Regions from separate parts of the Mus musculus genome. Here region 2 is linked to region 1. A link is a loop called in an ENCODE intact Hi-C map of the cell type or tissue named here. Cell type or tissue: left cerebral cortex. All regions are shown on one strand.

Evidence for each region. Hi-C counts contacts between places; a loop is a spot of excess contacts. Peaks named below come from ENCODE experiments on the same cell type or tissue, not always from the same donor. Only the 100,000 strongest peaks of a DNase experiment are listed, where the experiment ranks them.
Region 2: it touches region 1 in a loop (2.3-fold over the local background); 2 of 42 quality-filtered maps call a loop at or near these places.

The regions. Positions count from the first base shown.
Region 1 is chr14:54,079,611-54,087,610 of GRCm38, reverse strand. The region is part of intron 3 of Gm30275 (a long non-coding RNA gene); the gene reads left to right. It also overlaps Tcra and Tcrd. Among named protein-coding and RNA genes, the nearest start is that of Gm30275, 42 kb to the left of the region's middle. In left cerebral cortex, no CTCF peak of the experiment used is centred here; DNase peaks (open chromatin) are centred at 751 and 3,736.
Region 2 is chr14:54,164,638-54,172,637 of GRCm38, reverse strand. It overlaps Tcra, Traj52, the pseudogene Traj51, Traj50, Traj49 and Traj48, and 2 more genes. Among named protein-coding and RNA genes, the nearest start is that of Gm30275, 43 kb to the right of the region's middle. In left cerebral cortex, a CTCF peak has its summit at 4,018; a DNase peak (open chromatin) is centred at 6,390.

The sequences.
Region 1 (8,000 bases):
CTCTTTACAAATATTTATTTATATAAGTGTAAATAAATAAATATTGTAGCATAAACTGTTATCTAGGGATAGGTACAGAAAGGGCATAAGAGGAAAAAAAATAAAGTTCAAAATGCTATTTCAGCCGAGAAATATTTATTTTTGCAATAGAGATGTAGTTAGACAAATGTCCTCTACCCTGATAGAGATTAAATCCTTAACTTCAAATACATGGAGGCTTTTGGCAAACTTTCTTTACAGCAACCAAAGGGGAAAGAACTAGCCTTTGCCCACAACATGTGGTAGCTGTTCAAAGGGACACAGGAACCAGGGCTTTCCCAGTGGACAATCAGGGACCTCGGTCCATACAGGAAGATCAAGCACAGAGACGTTTTCAGTTTGCATCTAGAAAATTCAGTAGAACGTGGGCTCTTGGGGTATAGAACTGATTAGTTAGTACAAACGGGCGTGAGCGAGACGGGGATCAGAATTCGGAGGAAGTGAGGTTGCCACGTGTTGTTATTAGAACAGCTGGGAGACATCCTTTCTGGTCCAGGGAGTTTTTCTCTTTGCCTTTTTCTGTGGCCCTGGGTGTCAATCAAGGAGCAGCATTGTGCGGTTGAGCTGAATCCGAGTCTCTGCAGGAGGGTCTTAAGAGAGCGTACTGTTGTTTCCTTTTGCCTTTTCCCTTTGGAGTAGAGAGTAGATCCGAGTGGACCGTTGTAAGAAATGAGTCATGTTTGCCACTACATACCCACTCACCAGCTGGGGTGCGGGAACGTAGGTAGTTTGTAGAAGCTTCGCAGTACTTTCCACACCTATAAGGGATGATGCTAGCTCAGTTTAGCATTCTAAATTCAACCACTCATCCCATGCCAGTGTGTCGTCTCATTTGAGATTGTTCATTTAGAAAAACACAGCAAGGGGCATTATTTCTTTAAATAAAACATCCTCGTGCGTGTTGCCTGCCCCTCAAGTGATCCCCAAAGCAGAAATTCAGTTCGGACAGTGAACCCAATACTCACATATTATGGGCTTACTAGCAATGCATGAGAGAAACTGAAGATGGACCACGGCAGACTGTCCAGAGGGGTTTCTAAATTGCGGAGGGGGCGGACAGATGAAGGAACTAGCCAAACAATCACAGCATGGGAGAAAACGCCTGAAATAATCCAAAGCAGGCAGGAACTTAAGTGGTGCTGTTGGATAACGCTATCCTTAGAAGAGAGTTTTACATCGGAAATATAAGTTCATGAGCCATGAACACATCTGTGAAGTTTAATGCTGCAAGAATGAATGAGATCACTCAGGAAGAATCAGAGAAGTCCAGTAGGAGCCCCGGGGACTCTAGAAGCTCCATAGTGGAGTAAAAGCCATGAAAGGGAATTGGCCAGGAGGGGCCATGGAGATCTGCAAAGGGTGACTGAAGTCGCAGAAGCTAAACATGGGAAGCAGTGGAGGAGGAACAGGGGCCACAGCTGGGAAGTTGTGTGATGTGGCGACCACCCATGTATTTGCCTTGGGACTGGGTTCTTTCATTTTAAACAAAGCTCTGAGGACGGAGTTGTGTCTATTTTGCTCCCGTTATATACCAAGTGTCTGGTACTGCATTTGGCACAAGACAGAATGCAAAATACAACTTTTAGAAAAAAAAAAACAGAGAAAGAAAAGCCAGCTTCAGGTATTTATAACATGTCCAATAGCATTTGGAGGTTCCTGCGAGGAGTGGAGTCTCCCAGAGAATGAATACTTCATTTAGAGGCCTGTCTAGACCTGTTGGCCTCTTGTGTAACTCTTTTCAACATCATTAGATGTTCTTCAGTCTAGATGCTCAGAAATGAACAAACACTAGTAATTTGTCTGATTGATTTTTTCCCACAATCCTTTGGGAATTTAGTACTCGCCACTAAGGTCTCATGAGACATTAGTTGTTGGGTCAGTACAAAATAAAGAAATAAATAAAAGTTCTGTGATGCCAATCCTGGCTTAAGTAGGTACAGCAGTAGTGTTTTTCAGAACATTTAATGTGGCAAGAGAAATTATGAGTATTCAGGGACATTGCTAATATTTATTCTTTGCTAAAATTTCTCAACCACAGAATTATTTTTAATTGTGCAACTATTATTGCCATCTGGAGGGATGGTGGCATAGGAAGAAGAACTTGCTAATTCAAGAATTCTAAGAAAAACAAAATCCTATCAAGCTTTTTACCAGTCAACATCGGGACAAAACTCCTGGGCCGACTCAGAGATACAGTGGTCTGTTATCTCAAAGGATTTGGTGTTTCCTTCCCTGTATGAAGGCCCCCTCCCTGCTCTGCATATTGCTATACCTTCTGTGGGGAGGGTCTTGGTCTCTAACCAATTGCTTTTGAGTTTGGCCAGAAGGGCCTTGGCTAGTGAGTGTGAGTGGTTGTGGTTGATGTGTCAGAGGGGAGCCTGTTCAGCTCTGGTTGCTCTTCCCTTGCTCTCTCCTGTCATTAGAGCAGCGTGTCCCAAGCGGTGTCTTACCTTTCCACCTGGGCTTTTTAATATGAAGGGAAGGTGTCTTATTTTCTAGCCACCAATTTGTGGGAAAAGCAAGCAGGGAATGTTCAATTCAAACTGTTGACCTTAAAGCGTTGGTAACATATCAGGGTTTTTCCTAAGGCAGAGAGGGACACGGCAAGGCTGATAGATATGAATGCTGTTTCCTTCAGAGCACTTACAGAGGCAGCTTCAGGGAAGCGGGAAGTGGGACCCAGGTGACTCGGTTTGTAGCTGAGTATTTTCATAGCTCGCAGGGAAACACTTTGCTCTGATTGAAGGCAACTCTGGGAGTGTAAACAATTCAACCTAGGCTGGATGAAGACTTGTGGAGCTAATGTTTGCTGTGAGGGGCCTGCGTATTTGAGAAGAGGGAGGTCTCACTATTTCACAAGGCAGAAAATCAAAGTGGGAATTCACAGCCAGTCCCGATGGCATTATATGCCTCCCCCAAGACACTGTACTTCTCCATTGGTCCCTCCGGGTTCTCTTATGGTCCCTACTATTGAGAAGGAAGGGCTCTGTGTCCCAGAAACACCAAGGCCTGGGAAAATCCCGGAAGTTTTGCATAGTTCTTTAATAAGAGTAATAAGTAAAAGGAGTGGTTGTTACAGAAAGAAAGAGAGAAAGAAAGAAAGAACTTCCCTTCCCTCTTTGCTCTCCTTAATTCTTTATCTTCTCAAAGAGTATCACCACTACCACGTTAGGTGGTGTGTCTTGAGATGAGGATGATAGCTGAATTTACAAAATCTCTAAGCTGCTGGGTGTGGTAGGCCACACTTTCAATCTCAGGGCTGGAAATGAAGCAGGTGAATCTCCACGAATTTGAGGCCAGGCTGGAGTTTCCAGTCAGCCGGGACTGCACCGTGAGACCCTGCCTCAAAGCCAAAACGAAGTAAAGCAAAACAACAAAACCTCTAAGCTTTTCTTGACAGGGAACTAGCTGCATCCTGTGGGTACAGAGTCCCCACGAAATCTCGATGAGCTGTCCCCTCCCCACCAAAGGAAACTGGTTATATCTAGTTACTTAACAGCAAAGAGCACTGTGTGTTGTATCACTGTTGTGGATGGTCGTCTTCCTTCCTAAGCCACCTTAAGGAACCCCTGAGAACACCTTACTGGAGGGAAGCAGCACTTTTCCCATTATAAACATGTGCAGCCTCTGAGACGCTGGCTCTGAGCCATCCCCTCATTCTCTGTAACCGTTCATTACTCCTGGGAAGAGCTAGAACCTCCAAGGCCCTGCGCAATCTGAGCCCTCCACCTCCCTGGGAAGCTCTCCTCTGTCCTCCCTCGACCTCCATGCTTTGGTTGGCCAGATGTGTCTTCTTGCTGTTGCTTGAGGGTCCAGGCAGGTGCTCCCCCACCCAGGGCTTTCCCAGCCGTGCGTGGTTCCTTGCTCTGTTACTAAGGCTGCATTTTCATTTTTTCACCCTGAGGACAGGAATCTAGCTCTGGCTGTTTTGCAGCTTAGCGTGTGATACAGCGTCAGGAGCACTGTGCTTGCTCAGTAAATATTTGAGGGATGAGGCTATGCTTCTCTATAATTACAGGCTTGTGCATTTTACTAATATAGGTTCTGAAAATAGTCAAGTGGAAAAAAATAATCAAAAAGTTCATGTTTATTTCAGTTAGAGGGGGTCACTGAAAAAGATAACCATCATATTAAGCTTCTATGATTTCATCAAAGCTCCTGGACTTTCTGGGAAGGACTTACTCACCTGTCAGCATTCCTGTATAAGGACATCGTAGACCTGCGGAGGATCGTCTGCCCCACAGTTGACCTATGTGCCTCACAATGTACTCTTGGGGATGCCATTTTTGATTCCATCTCTGGATCTCTAAGATCACTCAACAAATAAAAATGGAGCAAAGCAGGGCCTTGCTGTACCCCAGAGTCTGCAGTGAAGGCCAGATTCTGAAAGATGCATCCATTTTTTTCATACAGATACATTTATGTAATTTTCAGGTCCAATAAAAAGCAAAATCAAATTTGGTCCTTATTCTCTCAGAGCTTACAAACTAGAGAAAATAGGAAGGATGAAATTAGTGAAGCATCATCTCAAGATGCCTCTGAGAAGCAACAAGGAGAGAGAGGAAAATCCCACAGGAAAGAGTGTGTAGGAAAGCCCTGGGGTGGGAGAGTACCAGATTGGATAGGCAAACAATGGCGAGAAGACAGTTGACTGAAGCCCAGAAACTGCGGGAAGATGGAGTATAGCTGCATAGTGAAGTGAAGGGGTCGGACTGCTTAGAGTCTTGAGGGTTTTGCAAGCTTCAGATCTTCCTGAAAAAAAAAAAAAAAGAGAACTTGCAGGAGAATTTCTAAGGAGTGTCATGGCATGATCATATTTGTATTGAAGAGATCACTCTGGTACTAGAGGCTGAATCATTTAGTCAAAGGCTGCCTAAATGTGATCTGAGCAGGGAGGGCAGGGAGGATACTAACCGAAATGCCAAATGGAATGGGAGAAAGTCCACAAGGCCTCACCCCTACACAAAGAACAGGTAACTCAGACATTCCACGAATGGGAGAAACAGTCTTCTCTAGGGATGAGCACACCAATTGGTTACCCAATACCAGGTGGTCAGCCCTGAAAACATACACAGGAGTAACTTTAAACATGCTGAGCAGGTTGTATTAAGGAGTATACGCATATATGTGCACACAAAGTTGGATGTAACAGCAACTAATGAACAAAAGAGGCCAAAACTTTGAAGGAGAACAAGGAGCAGATGGGAGGGTTTGGAAGGAAGAAAGGGAAGGGGAAAATGATATAATTACGTTATCTCAATCATCATAAGAAGTAACTAAAAACTAGATTAAAGAAAGCTATACCACTCTTGGGCATGTACCCAGGAGGTGCTCCAACCTGTAATAAGGACACATGCTTTATTATGCTCATAGCAGCCTTATTTATAATAGCCAGGAGCTAGAAAGAACCCAGATGTCCTTCAACAGAGGAATACAGAAAATGTGGTACATTTATAAAATGGAGTACTACACAGCTATTAAAAATGACGAGTTCATAAAATTCTTAGGCAAATGGATAGAACTAGAAATGATCATCTTGAGTGAGGTAACCCAATTACAAAAGAACACACATGGTATACACTCAATGACAAGTGGATATTAGCCCAAAAGCTCTAAATAACCAAAATACAACTCACAGACCACATGAAGCTCAAGAAGGAAGACCAAAGTGTGGGTGCTTGGTCCTTCTTAGAAGGAGAACAAAATACTCACAGGAGCAAATATGGTGATAAAGTGTTGAGCAGAGATGGAAGGAAAGGCCATCCACAGACTGTCCCACCAGACTGTGTATGGGGATTCATCCCATACACAGCTACCAAACCCAGACTCTATTGTGGATGCCAAGAGTGCATGCTGAAAGGAGCCTGATATGGCTGTCTCCTGAGAGGCCCTGCCAGAACCTTATAAATACAGAGGCAGATGCTTGCAGCCAACCATTGGACTGAGCTCAGGGTATCCAGTAGAGGAGTTAGAGAAAGGACTGAAGGAGCTAAAGGGGTTTGCAACCCCATAGGAAGAACAACAATATCAACCAAACAGGCCCCCCAGAGCCTCCAGGGACTAAACCACCAACCAAAGAGTACACATGGAGGGACCCATGGCTCCAGCCACATATGTAGCAGAGGATGGCCTTGTTGGGCATCAGTGGGAGGAGAGGTCCTTGGTCCTATGAAGGCTCGATAGATGCCCTAGTGTAGGGGAACTGAGGGTGGGGAGGTGAGAGTGGATGGGTGGGTGGAGGAACACCCTCATAGAAGCAGGGGGACGTAGGATGGGATAGGGGGTCTCGGGGGAGGGGCAACTGGGGAAGGGGATAACATTTGAAATGTAAATAAAGAAAATATCCAACAACAAAAAAATCTTTTCCTTTTCCTGACCTCCCAGAACAGTTTTATTTAAAAAAACAAAAACAAAAACCAACCAACCAACCAAACAAACAAACAAAAAACAGAATTGTTATTGAAAATATTCGAATGGGCAATGGGTTATCATTTATTCAATCAATATTTGATGAACATGCATCTTAATGCAAGACTTCCTGTGTGACCTTTTAGATTCCTACAGGCTTTCAAGTACAATGGGTTTAATTTCCCATTTAAAACCTTAATTGTTCCAAACGAAGGTCACAGCTTGGATTCGTTCAAATTGATTCCGTTATTTGTACTATAGATGTATACCTCCTTGGCATTTAAAAAGGCCACAACCAGTGCCTTCCCCAGGATTGCACCGCCCTTGGAATAGGCAACGTGTTGTCTGATAGAAGCATTTTTCCTTCTTTCTTGGCTGCCGGAACCTCAGCCTTCACGGAACCCTTCCTCCATGGCACACATGGTTTCTGTTTCGCTCTTTGCTGTTGCCCTTCACTCACGACAGTGGCTCTGGGTGGTGGGTGATCTGTCCATCACTGTAGCCAGTTAATGGCCCTGCTTCTGGGTTTCGGACTCTCTGTGTCTGCCCTTGAGTCTTTTATTCCCGACCTCACAGCATGCCCGCAGAGGACCCTGCTTGGGAGGCTGGAGGAAGTAGTGAGTCTACTCCAGTTCATATGGACCGACCGACCGACCGATCGCTCTGTGCCTAGGGCTCGATGCAGACTTTTCGTTTTTTCTTTTTCTCTTTTGTTTAGGAAGTGAGATTTCCTTTCACTGCTCTGAACACTGTTCAGCCAGACCCGCTTCATAATGGACAGAAATTATAGACGGTAGAATGGAAGCAACAATTATATAAACTAGTTTGATATCAATTGCCTTTATTGGAAGGGCTGAGAAATGCACGGACAATATAGAAATAATAGCCAATTTTTGTGTCATACATTTGGCCTCAGAATTTTTGCAGGGATTTTGGGCCCATGTGTACACTAAGGTAAGACCTTCAGCAGGTCCGTCTCCACCTGCTGAAGTATGAGGCTTTGGGTATCATTCCCAGTTACCTCAGTAAGCTTAGAATCACTCCACGTCTTTACCTTCAAATCTTTTCTGTCTTTTTAATTCCCCTCTCTCATCCTTCTTTTCTCCCCTTTCTCCTCTTTCCCCATCCCCTGCCCCTGCTCTCTTTTTCTCTTGTGTATGGATCCTCTCAGGTCACTGGGGGCATAGTGGTTGCTTTTGTCCTAGGATGTCTCTCTCCCTTGGCTCCAGGCAATGCCTTGCTCGCCTACTTCATGCCCATCTTATGCTCTGAAATTTCCCTCCCAAACATGTCCCGTCCATCCTGTAAGGGGAACAAACAAGCACTATTCTCTTATCTCCCACTGTTCTTATTTCAAATGAGACTTAACTGTGCACTAATGATTCGTGTTTGTTTGTTTGTTTGATCTTGAGCTGGTGGAAGAAGATCCCGAATTTCACTGGATGATTTATGAAGGTGTGGTACAAAGCATGGAATCAATAAATACTTATTCATTTCTTCTTTTGTTTGTGAATGAATGAGAAATGGGCATACACAGAACTTATACAATACAC
Region 2 (8,000 bases), 85 kb before region 1:
ATCACTGTCCATGTCTTCTGGACATGTCCTCTATGGACTCTGTGGAAGTTTCTGTCTACCTGGAATGGGTAGGTAGCATGGGGGACCATAGTCAAAAGTATTTAAGAGACTATAAAACAACAACAACAACAACAACAACAACAACAACAACAACCACAACATGATGCTGGTTTGTATATCTGAATCTAAAGGAGGACAAATGTCAAACACAATACGAAAAGGCACAGAAAAGACCTCACTTTGTGCTCACTCCAAGTTCATCCCCATCCCCAAAGCCAGCATGTCTACACTGCTGTCTTTCTCACTGTCTCCAATAACAGCACAGAAACAGGGCTGGTGCTCGCTATTAGCCGCTTCTTACCAACACATCTGCTGATGCAGAGTGCCTGCCAGCCAGCAGTGCACATCTTTTCTCACACCCAGGTCCCAGGCTAAGGACAAATCTCTAAGCTCAACACCACAGTCCAAGGTTTCCATTTTGCAAATCCAGACACCAAAGAGCAAGCACAATGGTCTACAGCGATGGCAAAAAAAAAAAAAAAAAAAAATTCAAGTTTAAACTCAGTTTCCAAGCTGTGGGCCACACCAGTGAATTTGGTGTTTGCCTTGCTCCCCAAGGCACTGCGTGTAGATCCTTAAGTGAGCCACACAGTGATCTGTCTGCGCTGCACCTGGAGCTTTGTTTGTTTCTTAGAACCCAAGCACTTCTAAGTTAGTCTCTTCAGTGTACAGAGAAGCTCAGGTTGGGATGGTGGGAGATCAGAATGTGTTTGGTACTTACGAGGTCTGACTCTCAAAATGGTTCCCAAGCCAAAGATCATCTTGTTTGCATAGTCCACACAGCCTCAAACTCCTGTACAAAAACTGCCCCTGAGCGTGAGTGTGGGTGGAGTGGGGGTAGGGTAGGTGGGTGAGGAGTGTGGGTGCTGAAGACGAGGCTCCCCTGCTTTACATTTGGGACTCCATGGTATTTGGCCAGAAAGCTAAAGACATTATACTAATCACAGAACCTTACAAATGTGAAATGGTCAACAGTGTATTGGAATGTGGCTGCTGCTTGCTCTTTACTGCTTAGCTGGGGATAAATAAACGCTACCACCCACACACCTCCGTGTATCCTTTCTTTTAGGGCTTTTCTTGCCCTCAAGTCAGAAGTTTCTTTCATCTCATTAGTCCTATCAGATCTTCCAGTTCTAAACTATTCCGATCTGCCGTGATGTCCTCCAGCTCCAAACCCACGGTAACTGCTTCCTCTTAAAAACCTCTGGGAGGTCTGTTTGGAGGGCGAACTCATTACAGCTTCAGCGTGGTATCTGCGCATATCTGGAGCTGGGAGCTGGCTTAGAGGTAGTCTGTCCCCTTCTGGGTAAAATATCCTATTCTGAGTTGTTCTCAGTTGCGTTTCCCCTGGGTGTGCTATGGCCTCACCTTGACATGTTTCTCTGAATGATTCTAGCAACTACGGTGCCATCAGGGAAAGAGCAGGCTGACAATTACTGGGTCCCCAACTCCTGTGGCTTAGCTCTGTCGCTGTTACTCTTAAGAACTCTGAGCTACCTGTCTCTGGATTCAGAGGACACCATTTTTCTAGAGAGAGAGAGAGAGAGAGAGAGAGAGAGAGAGAGAGAGAGAGTCCTTGATATCTAACAGTGCTTTATCCAGCCTCACTAGAAGGTGACTGATAGTATAAGTTTCACTGTAAGAGTCTGAGCCATACAAATCCTCAAGACCCGGGCTTCTAATTTCTAATGTGGAAACGCAGAGCTTCCCTTCAGGAATCACAGTGGTTGGGACAGTTGGGAAATCCCACGTAGGAGAGAGGTTCCAGCCCTGTGGTTCTCGCTTCCTCTGCTCTGTGATGCCTTTGGTGACATGGTGAACAGACATGGTGAACATTGCAGCTTTTAGCTGTAGGTAGGAGGACTCTATCTGTGTCTATGTTTGCACATTTCTCTGTGGATACACACAGCCCCTGCCTTTGTATCTGTGAGTATGCACCCTGCCTTTGTGCCTTATTACTTCGTCTCATCTCAGAGGATTTCCAGCAGTTAACTTTAGCTTCCAATTTTGCAAATTCAGATACCAAATACTATGCAGCATAGTCCACAGAGAAGGTATTTGTTTTCAAGGTTAAACTCTGTTTCCTAGCTGTGAATCGAACTGCTGTGTTGGCCTGTATCATGCTTTCAAAGGCATTAAGATAAGCTATTTGACAGGCTCCATTTGGGGGTGGGGGAGGACCTGGAGTTTCCCCTAAATTTATTTCCTCTTCGGGTTTGGTGCTTCTCTTTCTACCTTGGGTACCCCTGTCTCACCCAGGGTATCCATGTTCACAACCTTGCCAATATCTTTGCAGTCTGCAAAAAGAGACACAGCACCAGATTGATTCTACAACATTGCTCTGCCAGGAGTTCTCTGTCTGAATCTCTATGTCCCCTTGACAGCTTACGTTTCTACTGTTTCTCCCAAACACTTCCCCAGCATCCAGAGGTAAAAATCACCATACAAGATAAAAGAGAGACGCAGGCATCCTAAGTTCTCGTCACATGTCACCTTAGCGCATGATGCGGGCAGCAAAAAGCGGGATTGCGGATCATATTTTCTAGTTATGAATTAAATATTTCAAGGCTGGAGTTACCCTTGAAAACTCAAATACACCTCTCTCTATCAGCAATGACAAAGGACATGGAAATTCCCTAAGCCTGCGTAGCCCCGTTTGATCCCTAAAACCTAAGCGGCTGGTCTCCTGACTAGGGATGAAATACTTACTGGGTTTAATGGTGAGTTTGGTTCCAGCCCCAAAAGTTATTTTCTCATTTCCATAGTTGGCACAGTGTGCCAAGCCATTACAAAATCCACCGTGCCAGCTCTGTATACTTTCTGCAGTCCCCTACCCTGTTTCTTATTTTTTATTTCTAATTTTTTAAATTTTACTTATTCACTTTACATCCTACTCATTGACCCCCTCCCGGTCACCCCCTCCCACAACCGTTCTGCCTCCCCTCTCCCCTTCTCCTCTGAATGAGTTGCCCCCCACCCCGGGTATCCTCCTGCCCTGGCACATCAAGTCTGCGTGAGGCTAGGTGCGTCCTTTCCCACGGAGGCAGACAAAGTAGCCCAGAACATATCCCAAAACAGGCAACAGCTTTTGGGATAGCCCCTCTGCCCCACCCCCCTCTGCCTCCAGTTCAGAACCCACATGAAGACTAAGCTGCACAGCTGCTATGTAAGCATGGGGAGGCCTCAGTCCAGCCTCTGTATGTTCTTCCCCCACCTTGCACGTCTTGTGAGTCTACTCCCTTCGGCAACAGCAAAGACTCTCCTAACACTGCCCAATGCATCCACTGAGACAACAGGCTCATTAGGGGAGCTTGGCAAGTGACTCTCTGCTAAATTCGTCTTCAGAGAGGACAGGAACCCTCCTTTCTGTCAGTGTCCATGCCTAAGCTGAGATACAAGCCGGGGGCATGGGGGGGGTGTGACTTCTGCCATGCTCACACTTCAACACCTCCCCAGATGACAGTTTTTTTTTTGTGTGAAGTTTCTCCTTGTCCTCACATGGCCTATGTCCCTCTCCCCTCAGTTGAGTCACCCCTTTACCCTCTGCTCCTGAGTTGTGGACTGTGGTGATGTCTCTGGTCACCACAGTCTTGGTGAGTGAGCAAGACAGAAGACGATTACTGCAAATATCCATTGTCCCCCTCCCCACAGGAATGAGGACCTGTCCTGGCATCAGGATCATCCTTAGGGGAAGGCAAGAGGCCCGTGCAATGTTCTAGAACATTCTACCCAGGATCAAGAGAACCAAGCAGTGAACTGTTGATAGCTCCTTCTGCAGGTTCAGAATTCTACAGAATGGTGACAGATTTTTTTTTTTTTTTTTTTTTACTTACTTGGAATGACAGTCAAACTTGTTCCTTTCCCAAAATAGAAGTTCTGGTAACCCGTGTTCCACTGTGACAATAACCTCAACAAAAACCAGCAGAAGACAGAGCTAGAATCTACACCTGGGCCCCCCATGTGGGCAAGTGGGGAGTGACAGCCTGGTTGTCACTTTCCCTGTAAGGACACTTGACAAGAGTATTAGAGGGAGAAAGTTCCAGGTCTTAAAGCACCTGTGACCCCGTGCTGTCGGAAGGTGGCTTCCTTTTGGGAGGGGATTAGAAGGACAGCTCACAAGCCTTTGCTGTGGCTTGCTGTCTAATTTAAGTGTAGGCCATTTGTTTTATGCTTGGGTATTTAAATTCTCCTTTTATTCTTAAGGCTTCTTCTCTCTCCATATGTTGAGCATATATGACTCTGAAACACATTTTAAACCTAGGATTCCTTATGAAGTCTCTTGACTCTGGGGAGGATTTTATTTCTTTATTAAACTTCTAGAACAACTCATTCTCCCTAGGCTAATCCAGACTGAAGCTAGGACCACGCTGCTGTCCCTCACCCTGCCTCATTTCTCAGACACCTCAGCCCTTCCATGTCTGTCATTCTCTCCATCTTGCTCAGCTCCCATTTATGGTGAGAAGGTGGTAGTAGACCTCAGATAAGGCCTTTTCATTTCCACTCTCAAGGCCCATACCCTCCACGGCACTATTTAAGGACCAAACCCGTGTTTGCTATTCGTTGACCTCTTTTTCCAGTGAAAGTTAATAGACCTCAGTTTCCTCAGCTTTATGTTCTCGCCAACCCTGCCACTGGGCTCCATGCTCATGGTTATGAATCGCACCGTACTCCACAGCAGTGGCTCTCAACCTGTGGGTCCCGACCCCTTTGGGGATCTAAGGACCCTTTCACAGGGGTCACATATCAGACAGCCTGCACATCAGATTTACATTGTGATCCACAACAGTAGCAGCATTACAGTTATGAAGTAGCAACGAAAACAATGTTGTGGTTTGGGGGTCACCACGACATGAAGAACTGCATTAAAGGACCCTAGTAGTAGCAAGGTTGAGAACCACTGCCCCACAGGCAGCCTGCGAACTTACTTGGAACGACTGATAAGGATGTCCCCTGCCCAAACACCAGCTTGCTGAAGGAGGAGGATGCTACACAGCAAATCAACCCTTTACAAAAAACTGGCAGGTGACTTACAAAGCAAAGATCCCAGGTTTCTGTGATACAATTTCAAACGGCATCTCAGGTCCTGTTCAGCCTATGAGATCTGAGCAGGGGAAACATTTTGAACAGACTCCGTTGGGAATAACAGGACACCTGCTGGGTGCCTGCAGTTCTCCTTGGTGTCATTAGAACCTCTGACACACTGCAGGTTTTAAAAGGTGCCATGGAGCTCCCTGGTCTCCTCCCATCTTTATGATCCCCCCACCCTTATCCTCCATCCGTATCTCATTTCCATCTCCAAGCTAGCCTGGTGACACCAGGTCCTCAGGCTTCATCGATCTACCTTCTCGCAGACAGCATAGCTTCACCAGCACCCTGTGATTGAAGGGCTAGAAATGCCAGGCTCGCCAGAGCCGAGATCTGGACTCCCTGCACCTTCCCTCTGGTCAATATGTTGTTCTCATTTGTCTGGCTAATGAAGAGCTGACCTTTCTAAGTGGATGCATTTTGCTGAAATGACAACTGCCAGAGAGCTAACAACAAAGGCCATGCTCTGGAGACACCCTTGGCCTTTCAGACCCCTCTGGCATATTTCAGCCAATTGGATCCTGAGCTAAAATGTCAACTTCTCAGTGTTGGCACTCGTACTCCTGGGTTTGGGGAAACTTAACAACAATATCATCATCATCATCATCAACAACAACAACAAAAACAACAGCAACATGAGTAATATTGGTACAACCTGGACTCTGCTCAATAGAACCAGACTTTGCCAGAGGATACCTTTCACATTTGAGACATTTATAACAGCCCCACATTGAACCTCAGAGCAGTTGGTAACAGCCTCTCTCCACACCCACCTGGTGTGATTCTATGCTGCTAAGGTCAGATAAAAAGCATGATGTTGGATATGTCCTCCACATACCTAAGACTCTGTACTATGCTCTCTGCTCGCAGAAGAGAAGCTGGTTCAACACAGGGCTGGCCACACGTCTCTTCGTGAGAAGACACTGTCCTTGGTGGAGACCCTAGGATAGCAACTGTAGTTCTCTGATACCCACCTCCTAATTCAGTCCTCTCAAGTTTCACCAAAAAGCCTGTTTCTGCTTTTTAACTGTTTCCTCTCCTGCTTGCCACTTATTGAATTTATTATTTCGAAACACCCATAAGCTCCAGGCTGCCTTTAATTCATATCTATTTGGTTCTCTTAGGATTCCTACAAGGAAGATCTAAAAGCCCTGCAGTGGGAAAGTAAATGAAGATATGCCAGGGACATTGAGTGGGGCCCTTCCAGCTTGTGTCTCTTTCCATATATGGGCTTTGCCACACTGTCTCATATCTCTCTGCAGTGGGAGGTTTTACAACAGACGACAGAAGGAATTTTATGCATCTTAAAAAATAGTCACATTTCCCTCTCTTCCCAGCAGGATCCAGCTGCAAGCACACCAGAGCCAAGTCTTCCTGTCTGTTCTAATTATCGACAAGGATACAAGTTACCATGAGAAGAAAGGTTTTAAGTCATGGATTGGATACTCTGGAATTAATTGCAATCCCTCACCTGTGGTTTCAGTGATGGGGAACAGGCACAGTGACCACTTCTTTCTGTCCACCCTTTCTCTCTTTTTCTAGTTTTGCATTTATAGATGAAGTTGGATGCATGCAGGGAACATGGAGGGATTTGAAATGAGACCTGATAGTCCCACCCAGATTTCTGTTTTTCCTTCTCTGCTTCATTAAAAAAAAAAAAAACCTTTCTGAACTGAGTATGTATGATATGTCTATTCATGCCTTGTTCTAATTATCTCTCTCCATGTGGAGGGCACGAGTGGCGATGGCCTTTACTGTGTCAAGGATAGTCTAGGATTTCTATAAGGGAGACCTTTCTGATAGGGATGCTGTGAAAATATAAGATGGGATCACCAGGAGTCATTTGGCAAGGGTTTCTCCTCCCCCTAAAAGTTAGAACTTCACTTCAGAGAAGGCTCTGAGCGCAGTAAAGATTCTAGCTTTTTCAAGATCAGCTTTATTCTGACAAAGGGAAGAGAGCTAAGGAGACTGCAGATGACAGAGGACCTTGAACAACATTTAGTTTACGTAAGCAAAGCGTGGCTCTGAAACAACATGCAATCCTTTTAAACCTGGTGCCAGGGTTCCAGCTCAGAATTCCCCACCATGCTGCCATTTCCTTTCTCACTTACTTGGATGGACCCTAAGGATGGTGCCGTGTCCAAACGTGAGCTTTCCAGTGTTAGCTCCAGTGTTAGCACTGTAACACGGGCCTTTACAAAAACACCAGGTGGAACCCCCGAGGACCACAGATACCTTTACAATGACACTAGGCGGAACCCTGAGCCTCGCAGACACCTTTATCTTTTCATTTTAGGGACAGTAAACTCATCGAGAAAGGCCTGGGCCTATGAAGCTGAGTACAATTCTCTGAAGGTCAGGAGACCATTTCTACATTTGGCTCAGACACACTGACGGACTGCACCCAGGGCCCGCCCCCACCTCTGTGTCCTCTGGTTTCATAATGAGCCTTACTGGTTTCTCGTGTTCAGTGTCTCTCTTCTAAAGGTCTCATTTCCATTTTACAACATCATTTTCAGGACAATTTCTCTATTCGGTTTTCAAGGCATGTCCTTCCCTCCCCTCAAGGTGTCACACATTTCTGATGACAATGAATTGATTACGAGGAGACAGGAGGAGAGTGTTCCGCCATTTGGAGGCTGACTAGAATTACATGAGGTTTAGACTCCAGCCTTGAGAGACGCTCTCTCCTTAGCTCCCTTCTCGCCTCAGCAAAGGAGAGGGAAATGGTGGGTACACGGAGCTGAGCTACCACACAGAGTAGCTTTCTGTCTGTCTTGAAGTGACAGAAAGCAACAGCCCACAGGAAAGCTCCGCTCTGAGCTCTATTCATACACTGAACTATCTGTTAATAG